Linked DNA regions of Homo sapiens: region 2 is linked to region 1. The links are chromatin contacts, found by POLR2A ChIA-PET in ENCODE. All regions are on one chromosome and are shown on one strand. The core of a region is the stretch at or near the end of the contact, and the rest is flanking DNA. Distances in the headings are between cores, read along the strand shown.

Region 1 (3,786 bases), core at 1,058-3,557:
ATGTTTCTATTGTAATGAAAATTAACTACAAAATCTGAACGTTTTCTGCTTTCAGAAAATTCTAGTGTACCATGTACAGCTTAGATATTTCTTTTTCAGTTAAAAAAAATAGTGCAAAAACATATCTGATAGTCAAGGTGATAGTTCAAGTGAGTTCTTGTGCCAAGGAACACAGACAAGCTTCTCCTCTAGCTGATCTGTAGAAACTGTATGTAGTTTTTGGGAAATATTCCAGATTTTCCCATAAGTTCTCCACTCATCCAGTCATCATCTACAGATTCCAGCTCTGTTATTATATCTCCAGCCTGTAAGACAAAAGGAGTTAGAATTACTGGTTTCTGTTGAGAATAAGCATGGTAAATAGTGGCCTACCTAGGGCAGCATGAATAATCTTCTCTGTATAACTCATTTATCTTGATTGTTGAGAATTAAATGACAACAATGATCTATACCTAATGATGCCATTTGCTTGTAAGCCTCTATCCCTTAAATCTCATTCCTTTGCCACTGCCACCCTTGCTGCACTTTGATTTTCCCTCTTATACTTTGTGCCTCTCAAATTCACCACTCCTAATCTAAAATCCCTCTTGAACAAATAATACCAGTTATCACACACACACACACACACACACACACGATTATTTATTGAGTACCCACTATGTGTCAGACACTGTTCTGAGCACAATTAATATTCCCTCATTCTACAACGGGAAGGCAAATAAACTGGCAGAAGAGGACAGAAAGCATGGGATTGCCAACTCATTAGGGCCATCAAGGGAGGGCCTCACTGAAGGTGTCATATAGGCAAAGATTTGGAGATGAGAAAGTGAGTCATGTGCTTCCTGTATGCCTTGTCTTATTCTGTGTACTTCACAGGAACTAACTCTTATGTAAACACCACCAAAGTCCTAGAGATGAGTACTATGTTATCCTCATTTTAGAGACTTTTTTTTTTTTTTTTTTTTTTGAGACGGAGTCTCGCTCTGTCACCCAGGCTGGAGTGCAATGGTGCAATCTCGGCTCACTGCAACCTCTGCCTCCCGGGTTCAAACAATTCTCCTGCCTTAGCCTCCCGAGCAGCTGGGGTTACAGGTGCCTGCCACCACGTCCAGCTATTTTTTGTATTTTTAGTAGAGACAGGGTTTCACCATGTTGGCCAGGCTGGTCTCAAACTCCTGACCTTGTGATCCGCCCACCTTGGCCTCACAAAGTGTTGGGGTTACAGGCGTGAGCCACTGCCCCTGGCTGAGATATATTTTTATAGATTTCCTTATTTTAGTGAAAAAGAAACCAAAACTCAGATAGACTACATAACTTGCCAGTGTCGCATGTCTAGTTAGTGGTAGAACCAGGATTCAAATCTAGTGCAATTCCTGGGCTTATATTCCTAACCACTAGGCTATGTGGCCGCCAGATTTTACAATGGACCTTTTTACTTAGAAAGGCTTTTACTGTAATTGCCTTTTATCAACACCCAGAGCATTTTGCACTCTACATTTATTCTTGCACATAATGGCATTTCTCCTCTACCATCTGGTTTATCACATTCCTCCTATGGCCCCAGTATCTTTTGTTTTTGAGACAAAGTCTCGCTCTGTGGCCCAGGCTGGAGTGCAGTGGCACGATCTCGGCTCACTGCAACCTCTGCCTCCCAGGTTCAAGTGATTCTCCTGCCATGGCCTCAATATCAAATTTGCATTTTTTTCCCATCTTAAAGAGCTTCACCTTGACTCAGGACACTGTTTTATCTTCATCAGGTTAGTCAAAGGGGCTGTGTGTCTTATTCATGTGCAAATTAGAATTCCTTCAGCAGATGAAGACATAACTATTTTGTTCTTTATAGTTTCTAAACATTTCTTAGAATCTGTGTTTAAGATGCTACAATGGTCCCAGATGACTCTGGCTACTGTTAAGACTACCTTTATTGGGCTAAATGAATTTATTTGTAGCCCTAGTACATTACCCTCTGGAAAAAAAAATGGCTTGATTTAAGGCTTTTCTTTATGGAAAATGAAAAGGAAACATGCAATCAGATGTTATTAATTTACTCTGCTCTGCTAAAATCTGTAAAAATTCTGGCAATTCAAAGTTTTTGTTATAAATAAGTTCCTTCTGGTTCCTAAATTATAATTTAATAGTTAACTGAAGCTATTTTATTTAGGTCTGGTCCAAACCTACATACCATGTCAGTTTCCTGAGGGCTAGGACTATTTTTTTTTTTTAGATGGAGTTTTGCTCTTGTTGCCCCGGCTGGAGTGCAATGGCAAGATCTCGGCTCACTGCAACCTCCGCCTCCCAGGTTCAAGAGATTCTCCTGCCTCAGCCTCCTGAGTAGCTGGGACTACAGGTATGCACCACCACACCTGGCTAATTTTGTATTTTTTAGCAGAGACAGGGTTTCTCCATGTTGGTCAGGCTGGTCTTGAACTCCCGACCTCAGGTGATCCACTCACCTTGGCCTCCCAAAGTGCTGGGATTACAGCCGTGAGCCACTGCACCCAGCCAGGCTAGGGCTATTTTCAAAAATTAGTTTTGGCCGGGTGCAGTGGCTCACTCCTGTAATCCTAACACTTTGGGAGGCCAAGGCAGGTGGATTTTCTGAGCTCAGGAGTTCAAGACCAGCCCGGCAACACAGTGAAACCCTGTCTCTACTAAAATACAAAAAATTAGCTGGGCATGGTGGCATGCACCTGTAGTCCCAGCTACTCAGGAGGCTGAGGCGGGAGAATTGCTGGAATCCAGGAGGCGGAGGTTGCAGTGAGCCGAGATCGCGCCGCTGACTGCACTCCAGCCTGGGCAGCAGAACAAGACTCCTTCTCTAAAAAAAAAAAAATTAGTTTTATCTATTAACATTCTGTGGATATTTAATAAAACTGAAAGCAGTGCAGAATCCCTTAACAACAACAATAACAACAACAATTCTAACAATTCTAGAACTATCTTATGGACAACCATTTGTAAAATGAAATGAAGATAACCTGTTTTCTGGAGGATACTGTGCATTCTGTTATTTATACTCACATAGTTTAAATGAAGACCAAAATAACATCCAAGAAGTTTGAATTCAGATTCTTCACTTGCAGTAAGTTTATGTAAAGATAAACGGGATACATTTTGAGCCACTGACTCTCAAGGACTAAGGCAACAGTTTTCTTTCTTTCTTTCTTTCTTTTTTAAATTTTGTTTTAAAGACCAAGATGTTAAAGGAAAAAAAGGGAACTGATAGAAGGTTACGAGTTTTTAATTTTGCATAGCTTACAGCATAAGAAATACCTATCATTTATGGCTGGGTGTGGTGACTTATGCCTGTAACCCAGCTCTTTGGGAGGTTGGGGCGGATGGATCGCCTTGAGCTCATGAGTTTGAGACCAGCCTGGGTGAGACCCAGTCTCTACAAAGAATACCAAAAATTAGCCAGGCATTGGTGGCTCACACCTGTAGTCCCAGCTACTCAGGGAGCTGAGGGGTGGAGAATCGCTTGAGCCCAGGAAGCTGAGGCTGCACAGTGAACTGAGATTGTGTCACTGCACCTCAGCCTGGGCAACAGAGTGAGACCCTGTCTCAGAAACAAAACAAAACAAAACAAAACCAAAAAAAAAAAAAAAGAAAGAAAGAAAGAAAGGAAGGAAAGGAAAGAAGGGAAAGAAAGGAAAGAAAGAAAGAGAGAGAGGCCGGGCATGGTGGCTCACACCTGTAACCCCAGCACTTTTGGAGGCTGAGGCAGGCAGATCACGAGGTCAGGAGTTTGATTCCAGCCTGGCCAGTATGGTGAAACCCCGTCTCTGC
Region 2 (4,119 bases), core at 500-2,999, 550 kb after region 1:
TAATGAAGATACAAAATGGCAAACAACTGAAAACATAAATTAGAATCCACAGGGGCCCCCTGGCCTACCACATTCATCTCCTACAGGTAGAGCCGGACCCAAATCAGACTAGGATAATGAACGCTAATGTTTGGGGCATTTTTTTTTTACTTAAAAAATGACAACAACAAATCCCCAAATTCATCAAACCTGAGAAAAAGGAAACCATTTTCAAGGAAGGCTATTTCCTAGGGTAGCTGTTTTCCTCATTTCTCTTGTCTTCTAGCGAAAGCCAGAATTGGGAGCCGGGAGGAGGGCTTCCTCTGTTGGTCTCCCACCGGTGCCACCTCCGTCCAGTCCACAGTCATGACTGAACACCCAACTTTCCCTGTTACCTTGGTGGCCGAGAACGGGCCAACCAGGAGCCATTCCTCCTGGAAAAACAGAGCTCTTCCATAATTAGCACGAACAGCAAAGCAAATAAAAGGGAGATGCTCTGAGTCTCAGCAGGGCTCAAAGTCTTCCCCAGTCTGATTCAAAAACAAACCACAAATACTTATCACTGCTGGGACAGGCACTGCGCCTTCAGCCTGGTGCCTCAGAACGTGCGCTGTGACTGTGGCCAAGGAGGTGTGCTTGGCAGGTCCTGGGTAAGCTCCCTACAGGGCACCCCTCTGCCGCTGCCCGACTGCTCAGGAAAAGCCTGGCCCTACTCTTAGAAAAATACAGAATGCACGTGCCTCCAACTCAATTCAGCAGATATGTACGTGGCCTGACAATGAGGAAACCATTGGGAGAAAGGGGGCACAGAAGCGGGAAGAAACTTCCTCACTCTCAACATGCTTATCAGTGGAGTGCTGCCAGCAGAAGCACTGGGGACCTGGATGGCGTTCCATGGAGCTGCCCTGTAAGTCGGAGGAGTCCATCTGCCCCCTTTCTCTGACACGTTTATTTTTTGAACTAGGACTTAAATTTTAAAAATCATTTTCTAATAATAAAAGTTAATACACATTCACTGCAGAAAATATAAGGAAATACAGGAGAGATCAAAAGAGATCACCGGAATTCCCATTTTCTCAAGAAAACCAATGTTAATATTTTGGTGTTTTTTCTTCCCATCTTTTTCTTTCTGTTTTGTAACATACTTGGGATCATAACGTATATTCAGTTTGTGTCCTGCTTTCTTTCATTTAGCACAGAAGTACTTTCTTAATAAAAAGATCTAGCTAGTATCCATCAGATGTATTTATCATAATTTATCCCCTCCTCGTAGATATCTAGACTTTGACCAGTGTTGATTTTGTTCATCTGCACAGACTCCCAAAAAAGCTCCTAGCTGAAAACCTGGCTCAAAACAGAAACCACCTGTAAGGACTTGCTCGTGAAAAATCTACGCAGCAGTTCCCTCCAGGAAAACCAGGCGGACGAGCAGCCTGTGCCTGGAAGTAGGCGGGGCCCCTCCTGGGTCTGCGTCTGCAGACACAGACCAGGGAGCGATTTCTCAGCGCCTGTGGTAGCTGCTGCGGTGGGAAGCACACGGCAGACCCTGAGCAGGCTGGCCAGTGAGCCAGCCTCTTTCTGACGGGACCCACAGCTCGAATGTTGGCTGGATTTGCCTGGGCCAAAATAAGCGGAAGAGTGGCAGAGTGCTTGGGGATCACTTCCAATCACACCATTCAGAAGGAGAAGCAGTGCACCTCTAGGACAGATGCCTTCAAACGAAGAGGCTGGCTGCTCCCCGAGAAGGAGGGCCAGGCGGGGTGGTACCAAGCAGTGCCGCTAGAGAAACATCATTCAGCAGCCTCCTGGAACACATGGGAGCCCGGTGGCTGAAATGTCCTTTCCTCCCAGAGTTAGAATACATAATGTTAGTTAACTCCACAAATTAGTGCAGTGGCCATGACAGTCGAGGCCCCCAGTCCCCAGTCCCCTAGGCTTATACAACAGACGCCGGTTGTCCCATCCTTTGCTCAATCCTATTTAAGACGAGGATTGTGCACTCCTGGCTGGAGTCCAGGAGGGTGGGAGCCACTGGGTGGTAGTGGAGCGGCCCTGTCTCCAGGCCAGACTCTCCTGCTCCTGGCCCTCTTGACGCTCACAGAGTGGCCTCTGTGGCTGCCGAGCCCTGTGCTGCAGCATAAATCCTCAGCTTTTGTCTGTGTTTAATCCCACCCTGAGAAGTGATATCCAAGTGCAACTGTTTCCAGCCAGGAGCGCAGCTCCCAGGCCCTGCTGCTGCCTACCCAAGACAAACAGATGTAACAAGGAATTTCTAGCACAGTGCTGGTCCTCTGTGTTAATAAATGGCCGACCAGGAGTACTGGGTAATGCAAGCTGGGAACTCCCCATCACACACAGACACTGGAGCCGGCTCTGACACATGGGGCAGAGACTCGGCCTTTGGTTCCCTGAGGACTGAATTTACACACCCTCTTAGTTGCCACCCAACTGTTTCTAGCTAAAGCTATTTTTGAAGTATCCTGAAGGAAAGCACACAAGACTCTAGCCTCTCCCTGCCTGTCCTGGGTTTCCAAGGTCAGGATATGGTGGAAAGACCTGTTCAAGGGACATGGCATGGAGGGAGCTGTCACAGTTACAGAGAAGGGAGCCCCCTTTTTGGTCAAAGGCAAGTATTGTGAAAGGTTACTTTTCTAGAAAGGCACAAACATCAACCCAAGCCCCTAATAAAGCGGGGCCCAGTAAACTGTGCAGATAACTGAAGCACTAAAGAGAGAAAAAGACATCTAGTCATTTGTAATACAGCTTTGGTGCATGATATATAACATTTTGTACATTAAAAGGTTTTTGGCGATTTCTCTTTAAAGCAGACCACAAAGTAGACAAGAGATTGGTTATTATGGAACACTTGTGTGTTAAACGCGATTTCCATCTCTGCGGCACCCAATTCCAGAAACGTTAACTGGACAATCCTCAGGGGATGGTGGATCATCTGCATCTGTTTCCAGACGTGCATGAAGGATCTCCTTCGTACACCTACACAACCCATGCGATTTCCCTTGAACCATGACTAACCAGCTGTCTGGACGACATCCAGGGCGAGTCACAAGAGGCTTGGGAATCCTGGGAGGCTGTTTTCAGGTTAGCTGTAACTCTGACAGTTTGGGAGTCTGATGTGTCCAAGCTGACCCTGTCTTTAGTGAGGGGAGGAGACGGGGTGCCACCTGCCACTTCAATACACAGCCTGGGTCTTGTGAGGGGCACACGGGGTGCTTTTGTCTACAGTTCCCAGGAGATAACTGCTCATGATGATATATAATTTCCCAGCTTCTATTTCTGATTCTGAAGAACAAGGCTGCTTTGTGGCAGCAACCTCTTAACTCCCCTGGCTCTGGGGTGCTGAAGGGATGAGGTTTGTAAATGTCGGGAGCACTGGCAGGACACCTGGGAGGAGGGTGCAGTGAAAGGCAGAAGGAATGAAGATAATGCACAAGGAAGTGGGTGAGAGACAGGCAGAGAAAGGCAGATTCATAACCAATTAGAGCACAAAGTGGGAGGTTCTTTGGAATTCGGAATTCTGCTCTCAGGACATGATTCTTCTTTCTGTGTGTCTGTCATCCCTAGGAGTCAGTCACTCAGTCACCTTTCTTCCTTATCCCCTGGTCATCTATCTAATCACTTATTGGAGCCTCTTCCAGTTCTGCCAGAGGCAACACCAATAACCAGTAGGATCAGAGAGTCTCTGTTCTGGCTCACAGCTTTCTAAAACCCAAGCCATGCTTGGACTCTTCTATTAAATTTGGAAAAAAATATCTGTAACACATTTTTCTTTTTTAAAAAAGTACACTATAAAAATAAGATACAAAAATATTCTCAACAGATTATGGAAATGCAAATCAAATCCTCCCTGATACGACTTCACACCCACTAGGACGGCTATAGAATCAAAAAGATGGACAATAACAAGTGCTGGTGAGGACATGGAGCAACTGGAACCCTTGCACACTAACAGGTGAGACTGTAAGATGGTGCGGCCATTTTAGAATACAGTCTGGCACTTCCTCATTATATGAATGAAACACAGCATTACCATATGACCCAGAAATTCCATTCCTATAGGTATACATCCAGCCTGTGTGCAAAAACTTGTACATGAATGTTTAAGGCTGCATTATTCCTAAT

Evidence for each region. ChIA-PET counts read pairs that join two places held with the same protein, here RNA polymerase II (POLR2A).
Region 2: POLR2A ChIA-PET joins it to region 1 with 12 read pairs in AG04450. The contact joins the enhancer-like site here to the promoter of SH3D19-AS1 in region 1. POLR2A ChIA-PET finds 5 or more read pairs at or near these places in 2 of 52 experiments (AG04450 and common myeloid progenitor, CD34-positive).

The regions. Positions count from the first base shown.
Region 1 is chr4:151,121,903-151,125,688 of GRCh38, forward strand. SH3D19-AS1 (SH3D19 antisense RNA 1) reads left to right here and starts at 2,308. Exons shown (of 2, transcript XR_001741442.2): 1 at 2,308-2,347. It overlaps SH3D19 (SH3 domain containing 19), which reads right to left. Exons shown (of 20, transcript NM_001378122.1): 20 at 1-305. The coding sequence ends at 189.
Region 2 is chr4:151,673,483-151,677,601 of GRCh38, forward strand. The region is part of intron 11 of GATB (glutamyl-tRNA amidotransferase subunit B); the gene reads right to left. It overlaps LOC107986197 (a long non-coding RNA gene), which reads left to right. Exons shown (of 2, transcript XR_001741447.3): 1 at 1-3,078; 2 at 3,818-4,119. Among named protein-coding and RNA genes, the nearest start is that of GATB, 85 kb to the right of the region's middle. Within about 2 kb of position 1,750, at least 5 of the 41 ENCODE cell types and tissues checked have a DNase peak (open chromatin) inside an H3K27ac peak, as active enhancers do.